2 separate regions of the Homo sapiens genome follow, and region 1 is linked to region 2. The links are chromatin loops, found by intact Hi-C in ENCODE. Cell type or tissue: left lung. All regions are shown on one strand. Each heading gives the region's core, and the rest is flanking DNA. Links, peaks and the distances in the headings are about the cores only.

The links. Peaks named below come from ENCODE experiments on the same cell type or tissue, not always from the same donor. Only the 100,000 strongest peaks of a DNase experiment are listed, where the experiment ranks them.
Region 1: it touches region 2 in a loop (2.1-fold over the local background); 10 of 110 quality-filtered maps call a loop at or near these places.

The regions. Positions count from the first base shown.
Region 1 is chr3:127,249,790-127,260,481 of GRCh38, reverse strand. No RefSeq gene overlaps it. Among named protein-coding and RNA genes, the nearest start is that of PRR20G, 33 kb to the left of the region's middle. In left lung, for the core only: no CTCF peak of the experiment used is centred there; a DNase peak (open chromatin) is centred at 5,560.
Region 2 is chr3:127,460,110-127,470,801 of GRCh38, reverse strand. No RefSeq gene overlaps it. Among named protein-coding and RNA genes, the nearest start is that of LINC02034, 72 kb to the left of the region's middle. RefSeq lists enhancers at 4,181-4,680, 4,681-5,182. In left lung, for the core only: no CTCF peak of the experiment used is centred there; no DNase peak of the experiment used is centred there.

The sequences.
Region 1 (10,692 bases), core at 1,565-9,564, 210 kb after region 2:
TGGATTTAGCATGGGAGAGGAGATGGCACCTTGTTCCAAGCCCATCGCGCAGGATGGGAATTGGCTCCATGGCTTGTAATGTCACTCATCATGTTCTGTCCCATTTTTGTTCTACTTCTATAGCAAACATAAATGTGGTCTTCTTCAAAGATATCATCTAACTGGTGATCTACGTTCTATAGGAAAACAATTGATTTTGAGTATATTGCTATTGTGTTCAGCCACTTAACTGAAGACCTTCAATCAATTATGATTAGCTTATCACTTAATTATCTGTATAAGAATTAGATTAGGCAGCAACTAGACAGACCCAAAATGTGAATGACTTACACAAAAGCCCAAAGGAGTGGCCCAAGGTCAGCACAGCGGGCTCTCCATGATATCCCCATGTTCCTTCAAGCTCATTGTCCTCCCCTCCAGGATGTGGCCCTTGCCTGCATAGTGCAAGGTGGGCAGCTGCAGCCGTCAAGTAAGCTCTGGGCTGCAGCACCGAGGAGAAGAAAGAGGAGGAAAAGGGTGGAGCATGACTTTAAGGAGGTTTCTGGGAAGCTGCCACACGGCCACACATAGCTGTGAGTGGGGAAATGTTATTTTCCTCCAGGTGGCCATGCTAAACACAAGATTTGATCACTACGGAAGAAGGAGGGAAGGGATATCAGCAGACAATTAGCTGTCTCTGCCATGATTCATTGACAAATAATAACTGTTTTACCTCCCCACTTTAAAGACCAGTGCCTCCTATATTTGTTCCGGAGACGAGAGACGATGGTGTGCATGATGACCTCTTCAAAGCCCAGTGGTCACTAGGTCCTCGTCACTCCTCCATGTATGCACCCCACACAGGGAAATGAAACAGAAAGGAGATATGTTTTGAGAGCTGTCCAAGGAGACTTGCTGCGGGGCTGGATGGGAGAGGTGAGGCTGAAGGACAGAGGCTGACTCTCCCCGGTCTCTCCACGTGCATGACCAATGGGAGACACGGCTTCAGCCAAGTCTGGGGAGACAGGAGGAGCCGCAGGCAGTGAGGGAGGGTCTGAGTTCAGTGTTTACCAGCAGAACGTGGGATGTTTTTCAGAGAAGATGTTTCCCAGAGATCACCGACAGACCAGGAGCTGGAGCAGGGCTGCTGGCCTCACATGGCCGCTGCGTCTGGGCCTTCCCCTCACCTCCTGTTTCCCATCCCCAGTGGACCCCTGATGATACTGGGTCCCAAGGGTCAGCCCCTCAAGAGGGGCCCCTTCTGTGCCTTCCTCACTGACAATGCACAGGCTTTCTGGACCCCAAGACCAGCTCAGAACCTGCACATAGTAGGTGCTCAGGAAAATTTGCCATTGGAGCAAATAAGAACAGAGAAGAGGAATAGAGTATTGAGTCTTGACAGACCCAAAGAGCCATACATTTCTCCCTTGTCCCTACAGGACCCTGAAAACCCCCAAAGCAGGAATAACAGCTAACACTTATTGACTGGAATCTGAGCTCACTAAAAGCCTCCATCCTGGAGTTGCTGGCTCTGTCACCGCTGAGATGAGTCTGCATGTCCTGCAGTTTTGACTTCAAACCAACATCTGTGGTCAGCTCTCCACTCCCTGCCAATACAGCCAGCACTGTTCTGACAGCAGTCACTAAGCTTGAGGTTCAGTAGCACTGGGGGTGTGTACCGGGGGCCCTGTTGAATGGGTCTTCTAGGAGACTCATGGCCTATATTTTAACTCACACTATCACAAATGTGCCCTCTGAATGTGGTGAACATCTACCAAGCCAGTTTCACATAAGGTCATGGGTAAGCTCATAAACAATGCAAGCATCCTCTTATTTATTTGAGTCTCTCATTTAATCCCAGGATGACTGAAGAGATGGGTGACTTATATAGAATGAAATACTGATGTTCCATGTCCACATGAGAGGTGGACAAGAGGCCCTCGGGGGACAGGACAGGCCTCTCAGTAAGCAAGACAAGGAGAGATGCAGGCAGGTTTCCTAGAGGGAATTTCTAAGCAGATTCTAGATGGCTGGATTAGGCTGGATGTAGTAGAAACAAGAAAGGCATTCCAGGGTGAGGGGACAGCATGTGGAAGGCATGGGGTTAAGGGGGTGAGCTCACTCTCTGAGCCCTGTGTGTCCTTCTCTCCTACTAGGGGCGGTGAACCAGGACTTTGTACGTCAGGACACATCTTTTTCAAAACTCTGGGGGGACTCACATTGATTGGGTCTTCATTAGAACCTCCATTCTTGAGTGTTAGTGGGAGTTTGGCTGGGGGCTTCATCAACCCCAAACAACAAACTTTGCAGGGGGTGAGGGAGCAGGCCTGGATTTGGGGTCGGGATTAGGGATTGGGCAGATGTGAGAGTGCTGGGCTAGAGCGGGTTATCTGACACTGGACAAGCTCAGGGCCTGGGGGTGGGCTGGGGAGGGAGGTCCCAGGCTGAATAATACCCAGAGGCTGGCCTCCTAAAGGGAATTCCAGGCCTGGGTCGGAGGGACGCCGCACATGGTATGTCTCCCGCATGGCAAGGAGAGGAGCCACAGCAATTCCTTATTACAGCCCCTAAGACAGAAGGCCCTGGAGCTGGTCCCCCACCACCCGCTCAGAGCCTACTGCCCTGACAGCTGGAGGCTGGGGGCTGATGGGGCAGGACCAGAGGCCTGAGTCTTTGTGGAAGTCTGGAGCCCTGAGGAGGGCCGGTTCTGTGCACCGGCCTGTGCCCTGCCCAAACAGACTTCTGCAAAGTGACCTGGTTCCAAATGGCATCTCCACTCCAGGGAACACACCCAGCTTTCTGTGGAGAGAACAGAGGTGAGAAAACGAGGAGGAACAGAGACCTGCTCAGGAGGAACAAAGGCCTGCTCAGCGGGGGAGCCAGCTGTCAAGGGCCAGGAGAATCTTGGGGAAGTTCTAGCACCTTCCACCTCCCACGTAGGCATGTTCTGGGAGCGCTTCTGCTTACTTGAGTTGTCTCAGCTTCCCTGAGCTGGGGTTACTCTGCCCAAATGCCAGGTGAGGAAACCAAGGCTTAGACAGGCTCACTCACAGACCAGGACGAACTGCATCAATGTTTTGTAGGTGGCAGCACAGGGACTGGACCTGGGACCCAGGAAAGGGCAAGGACCAGAGGGGACTGCCCTGCTCAGCAACCCTCAACCCAGGTGGGAGGGATTGGGGAGGTAGGGGTGTTGAGGGGGGACACCGTACAGGTGTGCAGTGGGGAGAGGGGAAAGGAGCAGAGCTGGGGCAAAGGGAGGGGGTATTGTGGTGGATGGTGAATCCACGTAGGGAAGGAGAGGGCACAGAAAGGCTGGCAGGCCCAGGTCTAACCCCCATTGGTTATCAGAAGGGTTGGAATCGGGGGCTCATGGGAGTGATCTGGCAAACAGACGCTTAGGGATGGGTCGAGTTGAGGCAAAGGGCAGGGCTGTTAACAAGGGCAAACCCCCTAAGGGCAGGGTGGCCAGGGAGGAGGCGGGGCAGGGCTCTGCAGGAGGATGGAAGGAGAAGGAGAGGATAGCATGAAGAATGAATGCTGGCTGGATCTTCCATAGGCTGTGGACTGTGGAAACCCCGAGGTGGCCAAACCCACTGCCATGTGACAGGAACAAGCCGCCCCACCCACCAGAACAGGGCTGAGCACACAGACTCAGTTCAGGAATCAGAGAACAGAATTACCCTTTGCACATCTGAGCGCCTAGGAAATGTGAACCTGCTTCAGATTCGGAACGTAGTGGGATGAATCTTTTTGCAAAACTATTCAGAAACAAACAACTTGAAAAAGAAAAGGACTGTGCATGATGGGAAGGCTTTTTTGCAATGTCACCAAAGGCAGAACCACTGAAGAAAAATTGATGTGATGACAAAAAAAAAAAAAGTTTAAACATCTGCATGCCAAAAAAAAAAAAAAAAGCATCAAAAGAAAAACTGGAAACAGAAAAGCAAAATAAAAACATAGACTATGTAGAGCCAAGCCAGGAGAAGACTCACAAAGGCCGATAGACACATGGAAAGCTGTTAACTTCAAGAATAATTGAAGAAACTCAAATCAAAGTTAGAGGGTGATGTTATCTTTGTTTGTCAGATTGGCAGATTCCAGGGTTCAGCAGGTGGGGCTCCAGGCCCTGGGGAAAGCACATGCCCATGGGTGGCTAGCGGGACTAAATTGGAAGGGAGAGCCACTTGGAAACTGCTCTCAAATTCAAGATGTCTATTTCCCTTGGCCCTGCTATTCTGCTTCCTTTTCCAAGATGAATTAACTGAAAAAGGAAATTTACTGAGGTCGGGGGCTTTTGAATTAACTCCAGGGGCAGGGGCTTTGTAGTGCGAGCTGGTTTGTGGAGCTGTACGGGGAAGGAGAGAGCGGTGCCTCTGAGGTGCACACATCCCCTGGCCCCATCAGATCCATGCCCAGGTGAGGGGCTCAGAGGCCCTTGTCTTGCCAGGGTGTGCCTGTGAGGAGAGAGTCCCAGGAGACAGGGCAGGGAGGATGCCCTGTTGTAAGGAAGGAGGTGGCAAATGAAATTTTCAGTCCCATCAGAAAAGAGTTAGTGGTGGGGAGAGGGTGGGAAGAGCAGGACTGGATTTGGATTAGGCAGAAGAGCTGCTATGAATCCTGGATCCAGGGGAGGTGATTGGACAGCCTTCCCCGGGGGAAGTCCAGCCCTTCTCACCGGGAATCGAAGAAGAAGGAAGGAGGTCGACACACTAGGGGAAGCCAAGCTGATGTGGAGGGGGCCCCAGTAGGTGGGCCTGAGGCCCTGTGCCCCAGCAGAAGGACTGTTCCAGCCATAGGTCCCTTGTTTCCTCCCACATCCCACCAGGAGAACTCAGCCCAGTCCTGGGGCTCTCAGAAGCCAGCCAGCCATGGGGACCCAGCAGCTGACTCTCTCAAGGTAGCCACTTCTGTCACCTGGTGGGTGGGACAGCAGCTGCTCCCCTCTGGAAGGATTCAGTGTCTCCATTTCTTTTTCTTTTTTTTTCTTTCTTTTCTTTTTTTTTTTTTTTTTTTTTTTTTTGTGAGACGGAGTCTTGCTCTGTTGCCAGGTTGGAGTGCAGTGGTGTGATCTCGGCTCACTGCAACCTCCGCCTCCCGGGTTCAAGTGATTCTCCTGCCTCAGCCTCCCAAGTAGCTGGGATTACAACCATGTGCCACCACACCCAGCTAATTTTTGTATTTTTAGTAGAGACAGGGTTTCACCATGTTGGCCAGGATGGTCTCAATCTCCTGACCTCGTGATCCACCCACCTCAGCCTCCCAAAGTGCTGGAATTACAGGCATGAGCCACCATGCCCGGCCCAGTGTCTTCATTTCTAACATGAAGTTGGGCCAGGCCATGATTCAGTTAAGCCATGGTTGTGTCCTCCCCAGTTCGTAGCTAATTGTAAACTGTACCGAGGGAAAGGCTGTGTGGGAACCCTGGGCTCGCCTGGATATGACGGAGGTTCCTGGCATGCTCAGGAGATGCCTGAGGGGCAGGGCAACAAGCAAACCTTCCAGCTGGGCCTGTGGTGCTGGTGAGACTCAGCCAACCCGCTGCAAACTGCGGCTGCACCCACTTCTAGTGGGGGCCTTTGGAGTGTAACCTCATCTCCATGCAGCTCATCTGAAGCCTGGATGACAGAGCCCCACCTGCTGGGGAAGCGTGGGCTCTTCTGGGTACAGGCCACAGGAAGGGACATGTTTCCATTTCACTTCATATACTTCTGTCTACTTCGTCCATAAGCGTGCACTGCTTTTATAATTAAAACCTTGAATAAAGATTTTTTTTTTAAGAAAAGACAAAAACAAAAACCAGGGCATGGCACAAGAAGCAAACTATTATTACTAATATTAATAATGATTATGATAATATTATTAATAATAATTAAGATCATCATTGCTAGCACTGTCATTCCCTACAATGTCACGGTATGATTATTGTCAGACGAGCTTTGCCATCCTCTGAGCTGGGTCAGTGAGGCTTTGGATTCCCAGGAGCCCAGCTTGCCTTGAATCTGCAGCTGGGCTGTATGTCTACCGTGCAGAGGAGCTGAGGGAAAAGGATGGCTGTCATTGTCCTGGACACAGAGCCTGCAGGGAAGGAAGTGAGCGGAGGGCAGCTGTGACTGAGTGACTGAAGAAGCAGAAAGAATAGGAGAAGCAGGGGGTCGATGTTCCTTTGAGAATTCCCCCCTTGGAGATGCCAAGGGGGCTGTAAGAGCCCTAACCCAGGAAGGTCCACGTGGGGGCAGGTCCTGGTGTCTGGGATCCAGCCTGTCCTCACCCCTTTTCAGCAGTGTCTCCAGCCCCTGCCCCCACATACCAGGAGCTGCTCTGGAGCTCACGCAGTGGTGTGTGTGTTCCAGCTGGGTAATAACGTGTTCTCTCTTCTGTGCTCAGAGAACAAAGCAGATCTGTGCGAGGGCTGCTGAGGGGGCCCGGCTTGTGCCTCCTGCTTCCAGGTGACTGGTGCAGATGGAGTGGGGAGGGCTGAGTTCACCAAAGAGGTGGGGTGGGATAGGATCCTGGGGTGGGAGCTGGGTTATGGAAGTGGGTCAGGGAAGGGCAGGGAACAGCCTGTGCAGAGACCCTGAGGAAAAAAGGAGGCTGAGCCCTTGAACCTGAGGCTGGACTGTGCTGGGCAGGTCTGGTGGGCACCAGCAGGGTTGAGAAGGGATGGGCTGGGGAAAGGAGCAGGACTTGGGCCCTGAGAGCCCTGGGAAGCCATTGACGGTATTTAAGCCCAAGGAGTGACCAATTTTCCAGTTCTACAACATCTCCAGGGCTGAGGAGAGTGGGCCAGGGCAGGGATGATAGGACAGTGAAAAGGCTAGATGAGAGAGAATTTAATCATCGGGAGTTGGGGCTGGCCTGGACAAGTCGGGAGACAAGGGCACCGGCAAGATGGACCAAATGTATGGAAGATGGAGGGGCACCCGGTCCCGCTGCAAAGGCTGTTGCTCAGACTCGTGAGACCAGGTCATGGGGAACTTGTGAGATTTCCATTGAGAATTCACCTGCCTGGCGAAAGACTAGAGAGACACAAGACACAGGCTGGGAAGGCCTGATATCATACACTTAATCCTCCCCAAACTCACAAATGCATTTAATACAATTCCACTTAGAAACTCAATTGTTTGTTTTGAGATCTGAGCAAAATGGTTTTAAAGTTTACATAAACTAAAAACACATGCCCGCAGAATGCACAAAAAGACATTCCTTTGTACATAATAGAATGATGTCCTTTGGGGAGAGGGCAGGAGTGTAACTGAGCATCCCAGCCTCAAAAGTATTTAAAATTTTTCCCCTTTCTTGCTTTTGGCCTTGAAACACTTTGAAACGCCTCCCTTTCCACCAGGCACTTTCATGAACAATGTTCACTTATCTAATTATGTGCTTGCTTAGAAATTCCAGGGGCCAATTTGGAAACAAACCAGGCAGAGTGGACCAGGTGCAGAATCTTCCTGCTTAGTAGGGTTAGGAAGAGTGAGCCCACCACTATGGTGCTGAGGTCACCAGGATGATGCAAACTGGACCCCCAAATAGGCAATTACTCAAGATAACCATAGGAACAGACATGCAGCCCTGCACCCTCCTACATATCTCCACACCTTTTCCTTCTTAAACCCCTCACTCTGACCAGAAGGCAGAGATGGTTCTTTTGAGGCTTGAGCCCAGCCATTCTTCCATCTGCTAGCATTTGACCAGTAAAAGCTGCTTTCCTTCCACCACACTTCTCATGCTTTGACTTCTGGGTGGTGAACAGCTGGACATGAGCCATTTATAAACTCAGTGCCTCATGTAAGGAGCTGTGTGTTTTGAGCGGCTCAGCCTGTACATCTGGCTTCCAACTAGTGGAGCAATTGGCTGTGGCAGTGCCAGGGCTCACCCACTTATATTACCAGAAAGGGCAGGGGTTACTTGCAAATGCCAGCTGCTCGTGGCCAGCTGACCCTGCCACTGGGACTTTAGGGAATTCCCAGCAGCTGCTGAAACCACCTTTATCTCAAGGATCTTCCCTTCCCTCCTCTTCTTGGCATCAGCTGCTGTCCCTCTGTCTCAAGGGAAGCAGCATCTGGGAAGTCGACAGACTTCAAGGACTGGGTAAGTCAACTAGAGTGCACCTGGAAATCCTCTGTCTCTGGCCTCTGGGCTCTCCAGCTATCTACAGCAGTATTGGTCGTCTGTGCTGCCATCTTGGCCTCTGTGCCATCTAGACCTAACACAGGTTAGTCTGTGGTGCCTTTTGGACCTCTGTGAAGTCTGGACCCAACACAGGTCATCTGTGGTGCCATCTGGGTTTGAGACAAGATCTCAGGACTTTTCCCCAGCCTCCCTTCTTCAGGGAGCAGTTTGGAGTCCCCTGTCTGCATCTGCATCTGTGTTTGTGTCTCTGTTTATTGTTACCCCTCTCTTTGAGGGTGCTTTGGCATGGTCTCCATCCCACCAGCCAAGACTAAGTCAGAAAGTAGCAAGATGGGTTGCTGCTCTCCTCCCTAGGGGAGAAACAGTTTCCAACATCCCAGCCCTGGATTTTGTCATCGTCTTTGGGACTCTAGTGTACTTCCTGTATCTGTGTCAAGCTTTGTAGGGGGAGAAAGCATGTGAACTCTTTTCTAGACTATCTGGGACTTGAGCTGGTTACATATTATGGCCAGTTTCTGTGCACATTTTACACTGATAGGCAAATGACAGTAAAGAAAATCCAGAGCTCAAATGGTTAACATGGAACTATAAAGGTAAGCAGAGTCTTCTAAAGCTCTCTGTCTACTTCTCTCTGCCTGCTTTGAATGTGCTGGCTGCTTTCAATGTGCTGTTACGAAGCTACTGCTACTGAAATGAAGCTTACTATTTGAAGGTTACTTGGAGATTTTGTTTTTCTTATAAAGTTTATCCACTATGGCTAAAATGGAAACATTACAAAATCATTTGAAACTGAATGAATAAAAAGGTAAACAAGGTTTTTAGAACAAAATTGCTGTAGAGACTGCTTTATCCAAATTTTGGTTCACAGTTTCTTAGATCAGGGCAAATGAGGTTTAGCCATATGACCAAGTTCGAGTTTCATCAGAAAGATAATTTGGACCCAGCTATCTTTTATCAGGTGGTAAGTATGTATTGTTATCTTATGGCTAGAGTTCCCAGGTAACAGCTATTGGATTCTTGTTTGTGCATATATGTATAGGTGTTTGGATATATTTGTATATAGGTACATGTATTATGTTATATGTTGTATCTAGCATTCTACCAAATTGGTTTATAAGTAAATGACTACTCATAAATTAACTCCAAATGCTTTTCAAGTTCATGTGAATCTTTAGTAAATACACCTGGTTTTAAAATCACTGATAAAAATAGAAATGTCTTCAGAATTGTCAGCATAAATTTTCATGTGAGTTTATTGACCAAATGGTTTTATATTTGTCTCTGTCTATATATTAAGGTATCATGGTTTGACATAAAGGTTATAGGACTATAAAGCCATCCAGAAACAGAATGATCTTTGTTTTTGCGATTTTTTTTTGATAAATAAGACTAATTAAGATTCTTGGTTCAAGGCAAACAGTGAATCTTTTGAGTTATCAGCAAAATGTGTTTAAGGTTCTTAAGTGTTCACCTGTTATTCAGACTTTTTAAATGGCTAACAATAAAATAACTTGAAATAATGACTAGTTTTGTCTAATATCTCAGTTTTCAGAAGTAACCTAAACTGTTAAAAATGCAAAATTTGAGTATTTGTAAATGAGATAAATGCTTGCAAGTAGACTTTTGTATACTTGAATTAAATAATAGCTGCTCATTGAAGGTTTGGGTCATTTCCAATAAAAAAAATTATAGTATGGGAAAACATGTTCCAAAAATTATGGAATGGTTTGTTTATTCTGTAAAATGCTAACATCTGACAAACAGTTCAGGATTTCTTGCTTCCTAGGTTTTCACTAAAATGCAAGGTTACAAAGAACGAAAATTCTAATTAATATATCATTCCACAAGCTGTGTTCTTATTGAAAAGATAATTTTATGTAATTTGGAGGTTATTTAAAAGTTATTTATAAAAGAAGGTAGAAAAAATGGTAAGTAGGAGAGAGATGTGAAGAAAGTTGTGGATATGAAGATGTATTTTTGGTAAGAAAAGTTATAATGGAAAGAAAATGATTTTGTATAAAAAAGAAACTTATTTTCCTTAGGGTAAATTTTTGCCCTAAAGAAAAATGACTTATTGTTTAGGAAAGAGAGAAGTATAGGACACGTCAGAAAATCCAAACATGTCATAAATGGTCATTGTAAGTCATGATAAGGTTCATGAAGGGGAATTTATAAAAGGAATTTCATATGTAATTAAATTAGCTATAATTAAAGGGAATTATTTATAATAGTTTTTCTAAAGAATGATTCCCTATGTTAAAACAAAGTTTTCTAAAGGTATTGATTTGCTCTTAATGAAATTACAATATATTTTGCATTTTAATTCTATAATCTGTTTCTTTTAAAAACTTCTCAGATTCATATCTCAGAAGTTCAACTTTTGTTGTGTCTTGCTGCTTTCATCTTTTTCTCCCTTTGAAAAGGCCTGAGATGATAACTCTCCTTCAACTTTTTCCATCAGCTCCTATAATTTTTCCCCTACAGTTCTGTTGTGGCCTGATGCAGAAATGTTTTATCCTAGAGGTCTATAAAAACAATATTTTCCCCAGTAAAACTTGATTCTGTAATCTTTTCTTTTCT
Region 2 (10,692 bases), core at 1,894-9,893:
CCCAGCTCTTGTCACCACAAGGCCTTCCCATGTTAGACCCTGAAGCGACTAATTTGGCCAAACCTGGACTGAATGCCCACCCTTGGTAAGGCTCTGTTGGTCAACTCTCTTGGTTGCAAGAGACAGAAGTCCAGCTCAAACTGGTTGAAGCAAGAAGTTATGGGAATGGGTCAGGCACTGCAAAGTCTTCAAGACTCAATATGGCTTTATTTCTTAGCTCTGTTTTTTTCAGAGTTTTCATTCTTCATTCGTTCATTCATATCTCCCCTAGTGGTAACAAAGACGGCCTGGGACACACTGCACAGACTCCTCCCAGCTGGAAGGGCTGTCAGCAGACAGTTCCTGGTCCTCCAAGGATTGCTCTGGCTAGAGAGAACTGCCTTGGCTAAGGCCACATCCTTTTTCTTGGTGGCCCAGACCCAGTGACTGATGGATGTGAGGATAAAAAGCCTTGGTCATCTCAGCCCACCTCGGTACTAGCCCCAGAGGTCCTTGTAGGGTGGCTGAGGCTGTCACTTCTCCTTCTACCTCCTCCACTTCCTTCTCCCGCCTTCCACAGGGGTCATCCCCAGGCCCCCTTTAATGAATGCTCTGCTTGCTAAAATCTGTGGCAATGTCGAGAGTCTACTTCCCAGGGCACCCAAGCTACTGCAAACCCTGATGAGCTCCTTGTCAACGTCCTACGAGCTCAGTGACCACCCCCCCGCCATGAAAAGAACGACCTGCCTCTTTCCCAAAAGTGCTGCAAAATCTAAAACGTGATACTCCTTGCCTCTGATTGGCTCTGCCTGGGCTACATAACCCCTCCTGAACCAATCGCTGTGGCCGGAGAAATGCAGCATTTTTATTGGCCAGGCCCGGGTCATATGATCAACCAAGAGCCTGGGTCCATCAGCTCACTTGAGATACTGGACTGAGGGGTCGGGGTAACTCCCCTGGGGGATGCTGAGCTGTTTCCAGATGGGGGAATGGGTGCCTGCAGAACCACAGCTGCTCTGGCACAGGAGCAGCTCAGACAGGGTGGAGGCAGGGTGTGGGGCTATGCCAAGCACTGGCAGTGTGGGGTCCCCACAGGACTCGGGGGAAGTGTCTCTTTCCTGGCCCCCAACAAGAACAGTGCAGTAGTTTGCTTCCAGTTCCCATCTTTTCAGTGTGTGCAGGGGGGATGGTTAGGCGACACACAGCCTAAACGTGAGCAAAGCCAGTGATCCTGCCACTATGGTCCTGTCCTTGAGTGGTGCCATGAGGCCAGGAAGGCAGACAGGATGATGGCGGCACCAATTCCACATCACCTGCCAGGAGGCCCCAAGCCGCCCCCTGATCAGAAGCTGCGCGTCTCCAATTAGTCGCCCAGGTGACACACACCAAATCAAAGTCGACACTCTAAATGGGCCAATCAATAGCTCCATTTTCCCCTTCCCACCCTGGTGGGGGAGGGAAAGCTCATTTATGAAACCTTTTCTTCCCCTCATCTAGCAGGCATAAGAAAGCCCAAAGAAATTTGTTTCTCAGTTGCCCTCTGAGACAGCAGGTTTTCCTCTGAAATGTTTTGGGAAACATCTGTGGGGGCAGCCAGAGTCTCATCTTCTGGCCTGAGTGCCTGTCCTCCCATGGCCCTGGGTCAGGATCATGGTGGGGGCAGAGAGGCCTGTCTACATCTCTGCTGTTAAAGCAGAGGGTGCCCCTGCTCTGCCAGGACATAGAGCCCCTGTGTCACCTCAGCCCAAGGGTAGTCCTTCCCCAGGCCCCTCACTCTGCTCCTGGGTGGGGTCAGGCCCCCGATGCCCCCAGGCCTGGGTCCTCTCCTTTCCCTTTCTCAGCCCCTCCCAGGCTGAGACAATCCTTTTGGAGACATAATGTCTGGCAAGAGCCTGCCCCTGCCCAACATGGCATCAATTCATCTTGGTTGAGTGGGTGGTGGGCTGCTCCCTTTTTCCCATGCCTCCCCTGAGCTCTGGCTCAAAAGCTTCTCCCACCTTTGACCCTCTCACCAGGTGTCCTGGAGGCACCTCAAACCCAGCAGGCTCCATACTGAGCCCAGCACCCTCCCCTACACCTGCTTCTCCTCTGTGTTCTCACCTTGGGGAGAGCCCCAGGTTCTACCTGGTCACAGGGGCCAAGAATCTGAATCTGATCTGTGACTTGTCCCTGGTCCCTCTCCATCACTCACCTGGTGTTTGCCATTCTCTCTCCTGCCTCCTCCATATTCCTGTGGCTACCTCTTGTTTCAAGTCGTCACCCTCTACCTGGACCACAGCCATGCTCCTGACTGTGACAATCAATCACTCTCCAGACCTCTGGCCCCCACATTCAGCTCCCACCTGTGCCACCAAAACATTCCCCAAACCCTAACTGTAACCATGTTGCCACCTATTCAAGACCACCCCTGCTTCCTCGTCCTGCTCCATCTCAACCTGCACCCAGCCCTGCTTGTGACACTCCTGACAGAGAATGGCTTTGCCTTCCATGTCGACCCCTCCAGCCTTTGCTTGTGTCATTTCTTCTGCTAGGAATTCCCTTCTCATTTCTGGTGGTCTGCCCCTCTTCCCCATCTAAGCTTTCCTGGACTACCTCTTCTGGCTCCCACAGCCTCCTGGACCTGCCTCCTTCTCGGAACTGACCACAGAGACTCGCAACTACTCCCACCTGCCTCCCAAGACTGAGATCCTGGGATGTCCCCTTCCTCTCCGCCTTCTTGGCAGCAGCCCGCACAGAGCAGTCCATGCAGGACTTGGTCTACATTTGTGGGCAGCAGTGAAGCTGAAGCTTCTCCCTAATGGGGATGCTGGGGTCACCCAGTCATGTTCACTGCAGAGCAAGTTCTCCTGTTGGGTCCAGCTCGCCCACATCCAGGGACCTGGCCTGCAGCTTGGGAGGTTCTAGCCTCCAGGTGACCTGGGATTGTAGCCACAGAGAGCCTCTGGTGGTCTGGGCCCTTCTGCCCCAGAGGAACCCACCCTGGACTGGAGGCGGCCCCCACCCCCTGCCTAATTAACATCCAGAGCGGCTGTCTGCTTCTTTGCTCCATCTCATCTCCAACATTTTTCATGTCTAATCCACCGAGGAGATCTCCTGAAGGCTTTGAAGTCTCTGGGCGCGTGAATAAAGATGTCACCCTGGCACTCGCCGTGCTTCTTAATGAGCATGGGTTTGATGTGGAAGCCGCAGCCCTGGAAGGAAGCAGTCCGCCCCCAGCTGCCACCGCCCCCATTGCATCAGGGCGGCCAGGCCTGCCTGCAGCAGGCGAGCGGGGGTGGGGCTGGGAGAGCCTAGGTTTGAAGCCAGAGCTAGTTAAGGGAGTCTGGGCCAGGCAAGCTGCAGGAGGAAGGGGAGGTGGATGGCACTTATGATTCCCTCCTCTGCCCTCCCTGGCCAGGGACCCCCATGCCCCGTGCCCAAATTCAGGGACCCAGATCAGGCAGGGAGAGTTGGCTTAGGTGAGAGTGCAGGTCAGGGAAAGACGAGGGCAGAAGAAAGTGCCTGGGGATGGGAGGAGAACATGCCTGGTTGGGGGATCAGGGAGGAGGTGGCACCTGCAGTGGGCCTGGGTCGAGGCAGTGGGAGGTTCTTCCCAGGAGTGGCTGGCTCCACTGGCCCTCCATCTCTAGGAACTCCCACCAGCACTCTCACCTCTGTGCCTGAAGACAAGGGGCTCTAAAGCAGTGGATGGGAGCCAGGCTGGCGCCGGGCTCGCTGGGATGAATCCCCTCCATTGCCTGGATGAGGCAGGAGCCTCTCTGTGCCTCAGTTTCCTTATCTGGAATGTGGGGCTGATACTAGGCTCTACCTTGTGGGGGTGTTGGATGACTAGTGAGGCCATTATGTAAAGGACTAGAAATGCCAGATGTATATCACTTCTAACAGTATTACTGGAAGAATGTATCTGGGAGGCCAGGCCTGTGTGGGCCCTGGACCCCATCCTGCTTCCTCAGCCCTTGTCATCTGGTTACTGGCTGTGCCCCTGGTTGGGTCCTGTCATCAGTTGACTTGGAGCATCATGGGTATAAGGACACCACCCTGAGTCCTGCTGAGCAGGGGTCCCATATTCCTGCTGGTGAAGTTGGCCTCGGGGACATCCTCACTTTCTCTTGGAGACACCTGCACCTGCACCCCTCAGCCCCTGCAACCTGCACCCCTCTGCCCCTGCAGCCTGGACCCCTGGCTGCTCCTTTCAGTCTAGTGTTGCAGCATTTAGTAAGCACTTACCTCGGGCTCGGACCCTTCACATGGGTGACCCCAGTTGCCCCCTCACAACCCAAGGGGCAGACACTGCTCTTAGGCCCATTTTATAGAGATTTCAAGGGACCCCAGATGGGCTAGGGGAAGTTTCCCAAGGTTACAGGACAACTGGCAAGGGATGGAGCCAGCATCCGCTCTCTGATGGCCCAGGTCTCAGCAGTCCCAGGAATTCCAGTCCCCCCTGGTGTGGGCCTGTGCCAAAAGCCAGCTGGGCTCTTGTCTGTGCCCACTTAGGTGAGTTCAGCCTGTCTGCCAGGAGGAGTGGGGTGGGGCTCCTGGGGTACTTCCAGTTTGGGTGGTATGGACTGGTGAACCTTTACCCATGTGGGGCCTTAAGAGGCCAGCAGGGCTCAAAGGAAAAGCCCTGCCCACCCCAGCTATCTACTGGGTGGCACTTAGGGGCTCCAGGGGTCGCAAAGGAAGGTCACGTGCTTGGGCCAGCCTGGAGCCACAGGGCAGAGCCTGAGAAGCAGGGCTGGAAGAGTCCATAGCAGGGGTGCTGGGGACTGACAGGGCTGAAGACAGCCCTGGCAGTGGGTCAGCAACCTGGGGCTTGTAAACATGCGTGCAGGTAGGTCCTTCTCTATGGGCCTTGGCCAATCCTGGATGCCTGGGGGCCCCTATGTCACTCCAACCGTTTGGACTTACCTTGTTTTTGCCAGGCACTTCCCTTGATCCTCACACCAATCCTCTCAGGGAGGTATAACTGCACTCTGTTTTACTGAGGAGACAAAGCTCAAAGAGCTTAGGTGACTTGGTTGAGGCCGCACAGCACTGGTTTCCTTCCCTTCCTTGTCTCAGTTCCCATTCCCACCTGGTGCTACCTGGGCTCCCTTATAAGCGACTTGCACTTGAATCCTGGTCTCAGGATCTGCCTCTGGGGGAACCCCATCTAAGACACCTAGCACGGGCTTGGACGATCAAGAGACCCTGCTTGTGTCTTCATGAAGCTGATGCTGATTTAGTGGAATGGTAATGCTTTTCTCCTGGGGAACGTGACAGCTGGTCCTGACCACTCCCAATGCTGGCTGGGGCTGAGCTCTGTGACACCTCAAAACAGCATGGACCAGGCTCAGAGGTGGCCTGTGCATGGCACTGTTGTTCTGGGGGCACTTTTGAAGTAATTAAGCACCTGCTGTAAGCAGGAATCACATACCCTTTGATTGCTAGGGAATGACTAAGGGGTGGCTTCCTTTCTGCCGGATATAGACTACTGGGAGCGACAGGGGTGGCCCTTGGGGTATGGCTGGGGCCTGCAAGGATATCCCACCAAGGACTGCTGGCAGGCTCCACCCACTGATAGCAGAGCACTGTGCAAGGGGCCAATTCTATTCCCACATGCCCCTGTCAAGCTCACTCCCATAAGCTGCTGCACTCAAGGAAAAACCAAGAGGATTAGAAACTGAAGAAACAGAGGCAAGATGTCCATACTGCATGGTGTGGCTCTCTCTGCAGAAGGGCTGGCTGGTTATCTTTTCCCTGAGACCCCCTGGAAGGGACCTGGCTCAGCCGTCTTGGGCAGCACTATCCCTCAGTAATAATTGCCCCTGCCTCTTCCTCTGGAGAAATCAGCCCCAGCCCACTTGGCCAGCTCTTGTCCCTGCTCAGAGGCTGTCATGGCTCCCTGCGAGTGAAGGTCCTGCACCCAGGTGCAGGCTGACCTGTGGGCCTTGGCCGTGTTACCGCTCTCAGATCCCTCAAAGTCTTAAACCTGTTCAGCGCTTGCGCTCAGCCACACCTCCAGGCCTTTGCCCATGCCACTCCCCTCTGGATGGACACGCCCTCCCATTCCTCCTTGCCTAACCTCGTTGCCTGGCATTCAAGGCCTCTCTGATTGAGGCTGTGCCCACCCACCCCACCTCACATTCCTCCTCCTCCCTGCACTCTGTCTCAAACACTGAATCACTTGCAATTTCCAGAATGTGTCCCCGCCTTCTGCCATCCTGCCTTGGCACACACTCTTGGCTCTCCAGGGAGATGGACTTGTTGGCTGTAAGGCACTCTAAGATTCAGAAAGGGCTTTCCCTTTCTGTTAGTAAACGCTGCACTGACCACCCACTAGGCTGACCCCTGAGTGCCGGGCAGAGACACCCTCCCTATGCCAGCAAAACGCTCTCCGTAGGAGCTCATTCTCCCTCGAATCTCAGGGATGGCCTTGCATTCTGATGGGCGCACATGGTGATTTAGGGAAAGGGAAAGTCCACAGTCCACACTGTGGGCTCCTTGCTCCCCGAGGCATGGGCCTGGAAATGAGCCGGGGTGGCTCAGAGCCGGTGGGGAGAGGTTTCCCGCTATTCGCAGCATCTCTGGGAAGATGCCCAGAATTATCCACAGAGGGCATCAGGTGAAAGTGATGGGAAGAGTGGAACCAAGTTGGACAACACACTTCAGGATATTATCCAGGAAAACTTCCCCGACCTAGCAAGACATACCAACATCCAAATTCAGGAAATACTGAACTTGGAGCAGGCACTTTGGAGCCTGAGCAGCGAAGGGAGGGGCTTCTGATGGCAGGCTGACCTCCAGTTCAAATGGTCAAGCAAAGGACTCTGAGTCTAAGAGAACTTGGGGTGACTTAAAATGGCAAGGCAAAGCAAACCAACACAAACAACACCCCCCAACCACCACACTCACACATGCCGCGGGAAACAATGTAGTATTACGCGGGAGAGCAGGGACTCTGGAGCCAGACTGCCTGGGCTCAAATCCTGGCCTTGCCACTTATTTTTGATATGACCTTGGATAACTCATCTAACCTCGCTGTGCCTTGCTTTCCTCAAAACTGCAAAATGGAAACATGAGTAGTGGCTGCCTCATGGTTGATGTGAGGGATTCTGAGAGTTAGCGTCGGCTCTAAACACTTGTTTAGGACAGTGCTGCAGTAAAGTATTATTCCTACCACTGCAGAATGGATGGAAATGGGTCCATTCACACTGCAGAGTACTATACAGCATGTAAAAATAATGGGCCCTATCTGCGTGTGTCAATGGAGAAAGAAGTTAGCAATTTGGGCGAAAAAGCATGTTGCAAGTTAATGTATGTGATATAACATTTATGACAAAGCACAAAATAATAACATATTCTATGAAAATAGATATATATAAGCACATGCATGCACAGACATACATGCACATACACATGTATATATACATGTAAGTTAATAGGAAAAGAACTGGAAGAATACCATGTGCTGATATTTGTGGTGTTTTTGGGGAAGGTGAGGACGGCATTGGTGGTGGGTGGGGGCTGGGGAAGGTATTTGAAATTGGGGTGGTGAACAGGGGGACTTTACCTTATCTGTAATGTTCTGGTTGTTCAAAAGGAGAGTGTATAATTACTTGTTTAATAACAATTTAATTAAAAAATAGTAGTGACTATTGGAGAAGGAGCATGAGCCATGAGTCACCTGCTGTGGGTTGGTACCTGTGACCCATGGTATGGTCCTGCCTGCGGGGGAAGGATGGCAGGGCAGGGAACACACCCTAAGCTCCATGAAGAAATATCTAGTTTGAAAAGGCATTTCTGTGTGAGAGAATAATTTCATATTTGGAAAATGAAAGGGAATTAGCTACTTTTCTTGTAATATAAACAACAGGAAGTAAAGCTAAACAAAATCCTCTAGACAGTTGGGGCTTGGATTTCAAAAGAGAGAAATACCGACCGTCGCCAGGCCGTTTTTTGTTCGGCATGTGGCATGTGTTGCTTTAACCCTCAGCCGCCTCTGTGGGGTGGCATCACCTCCTTTCTGCACCACAGCCACTGAGGCTATGAGAGGGGAAGTGAGCTGAAGACAGAAGCAGGTAGTGCAGGAACTCACTTCTGGACCATGTCCACCACCGCCCCCCAAGGCCTGTGCTGGGCATCTGCACTACATCGCTGTCTCCGAAGAGGGAAGGCCAGTGGCCTGCACATTCAGCAGCAGGAGTCCATGCCTATCTCTGCTACCAGCTTCCTTTTACTATTCTCATTCTCAACAACCAGCAGAATTCCACTTTACTGAACACTTACTGTGTGCATCTCATACACATTGCAATAACCCCCTGGGCAGGTTGTAGTAGATTGATTACAGAAATAGATCCAGTTCCTCATTCCTCCCTATGACCTCACACCTTTGCCACATGATGAAGAGCCTCCCACAAAGGGGCGGGAATCCGTTGCTCCACCTTGTCTCTGCGCTGTTCCGTGACCTGCTTTGGGCAGTAGAATGTGGCCAAGTGACACTGTGCTTGTTTCCAGACTGGGCCTCAAGAGGCCTTGTCCACTTCGATGCTTGCTCTTGGGACTTCCCAGATGCCATGGGAGCCAGCCTGGGCTAGCCTGCAGGAGGATGAGAGACACGTGGCCCCAACACCACCTGCCATGTGAATGAGACGCAGCTCAGGCTGAGCTGCCAGCGGACCCAAGAAGCATGAGGAGTACATTGCTAGCTGGTTTGCAAATCCTCTGTGTTTTGCGGTAGTTTGTTAGGCGGCACTATTGGTGATAATAGATAACAGGCAGTAAGGCTTAGCCCCCTTTGACTGAGGAGAGAGCTGCATTGCAGAGAGGTTAAGTGGCCCTGAGGTGGGCGGCCAGCCTGGACTGCCACACTTTGAGCTACAGTCTTGCCTGGGGATGAGTTTTCTCCCTCTGATCAGTTCCACCTCTAGCACAGAAAATAAGGCTCTGCATCTTGCCCTGCCTCTTCCTCCTGCTGTATTCAAGGCCCCAAGGATAATTCACCTGTGAAGACACTCTGGGGAAGCCCCATCATCCCTGAGGCCCCCACTCTGAATTTCCATTCTGGGGAATGGCCCCTGCTTGATTTGATTCTGTAGGCCAGGCTGGCCCCAGGGAATCAGGTTGGCAAGAATATAGGACTTTACTGAGTAATTATAAGATTAGGCATCCCCCTTGAAATTAAATGCTACCTCTTTACCTTCCAGAGAAGAATCCCACCCCCCACCTGCTACCATGTAATTATCTGGTGAATTACTCTACGGAGGTCTCACAGTAATTATGCTAGAAGTCAAAAGCCAGCAATTCTTCCAGTCATTACAACCAAAGAATTAGCTTTCATTGTGTGAGCCTGCCGTGCCGCAGCAGCGGAGGCCAGCCCCAGAGCACTCAGTCCTCCTGCACAGGGCCGTGCCTCGCACCTTCCCTCCCACCTGCCCGAGAACAGGCTTCGTGCACAAGAGGGGAGCCCCAGGTGGAATGACTGTTTCCTCCCGGCTCCCATAACCTGCTACGGTGCTGACCTCTTAGTGTGGCAGGTGTCTACTTCCTCATTTGCTTCTATCTTGACTGTGGGTCGTGAGGGCAGGGGCTATGTTTGAGCCATCACTGCACCCATAGTCCCCAGCACAGGGCCTAGCACAGAGCAGGTGCCAGCAAATGTTTGTTGAATAAAGTTAGTGAGCATGAATGAACTTGCAAGTGTCTGGTAAAATTATTGACAAATATTCATTTCAAGCATGTTCAGATTGACATACTCACATGTCACCAAGAGACAGCAGGGTGCTAGGAGTGTGGGGCTGGGGGTTAGTGCCTGGGTCCAGCCACTCACAGGGTATGTGCCTGCTTCCTGCCTTGGTTTCCCCATCTGACCTATGGGGTGGTTGTCAGGATTACATGAACTAAACTCAGGGCTTGCTCCAGCACCTGGTACAGGTGCTAGAAAGAGTTTGCTTCTAAGATGATGGGGTGGGGTCACAGGCTGGGTTCTGACACGCTCCACTAGAGGCAGAGAAAGTGGTCTTGAATAGTCATCAGTCAGGGATGAGGATGGCCCAAGGGTGGCACCCAGAGAAAGGTGGTAAATGGGGCAAGAGGAGGATTTGGGGCTAAACATACCAGTGGAGTGCATGCCTGGGGCTGGCCTGTCACTTCCTCCAAGGGGTGCCTGGCTCATTCAGAGGGACCAGGTGGGACAGAATCTCCCCGGCCTCCACGTTCCCAGCAGAGTCTATGGCTGAGACCTCAAATGTCTGGAACCCAGCCTACTGAGAATGCAGGCAAGGCCCAATTCACAATGGTGGCAACCCACTCAAGTGCCAAGCTGGACAGTATTGGTGAAGGTCAAAGGCCAGGAGCTGGAGGAAAAGGAGAGAAACAAAGGGGAGGTGGGAATTTGGGTGGAGAACACACAGATGTAATCTGTTCCCATGTGCCAGAGCTGGCCACCCAAGTCAGAGCCCCATCTCTGTCACTGGGTGGCCATGGGCAAGTTGCTTTGCCTCTCTGAGCTCTTGGTTGAATAGCTGTGTCCAACCGTGATGGCTATAGAGAGAATTCAGGCTGTGAACGTGTGTAACATGCACACAGAAAAAATGCCCAACCAATGCTGTGCCAAAACCAAAAAGAACCAGGCATCTCCCTCCATTGCCTTGAGATTTGACTCATCAGCCTTTCTCACACTCCCTCTCCTCCTTGAAGCATCTTCTGCAGGTTCCCACTGAGACCAGCTGGGGC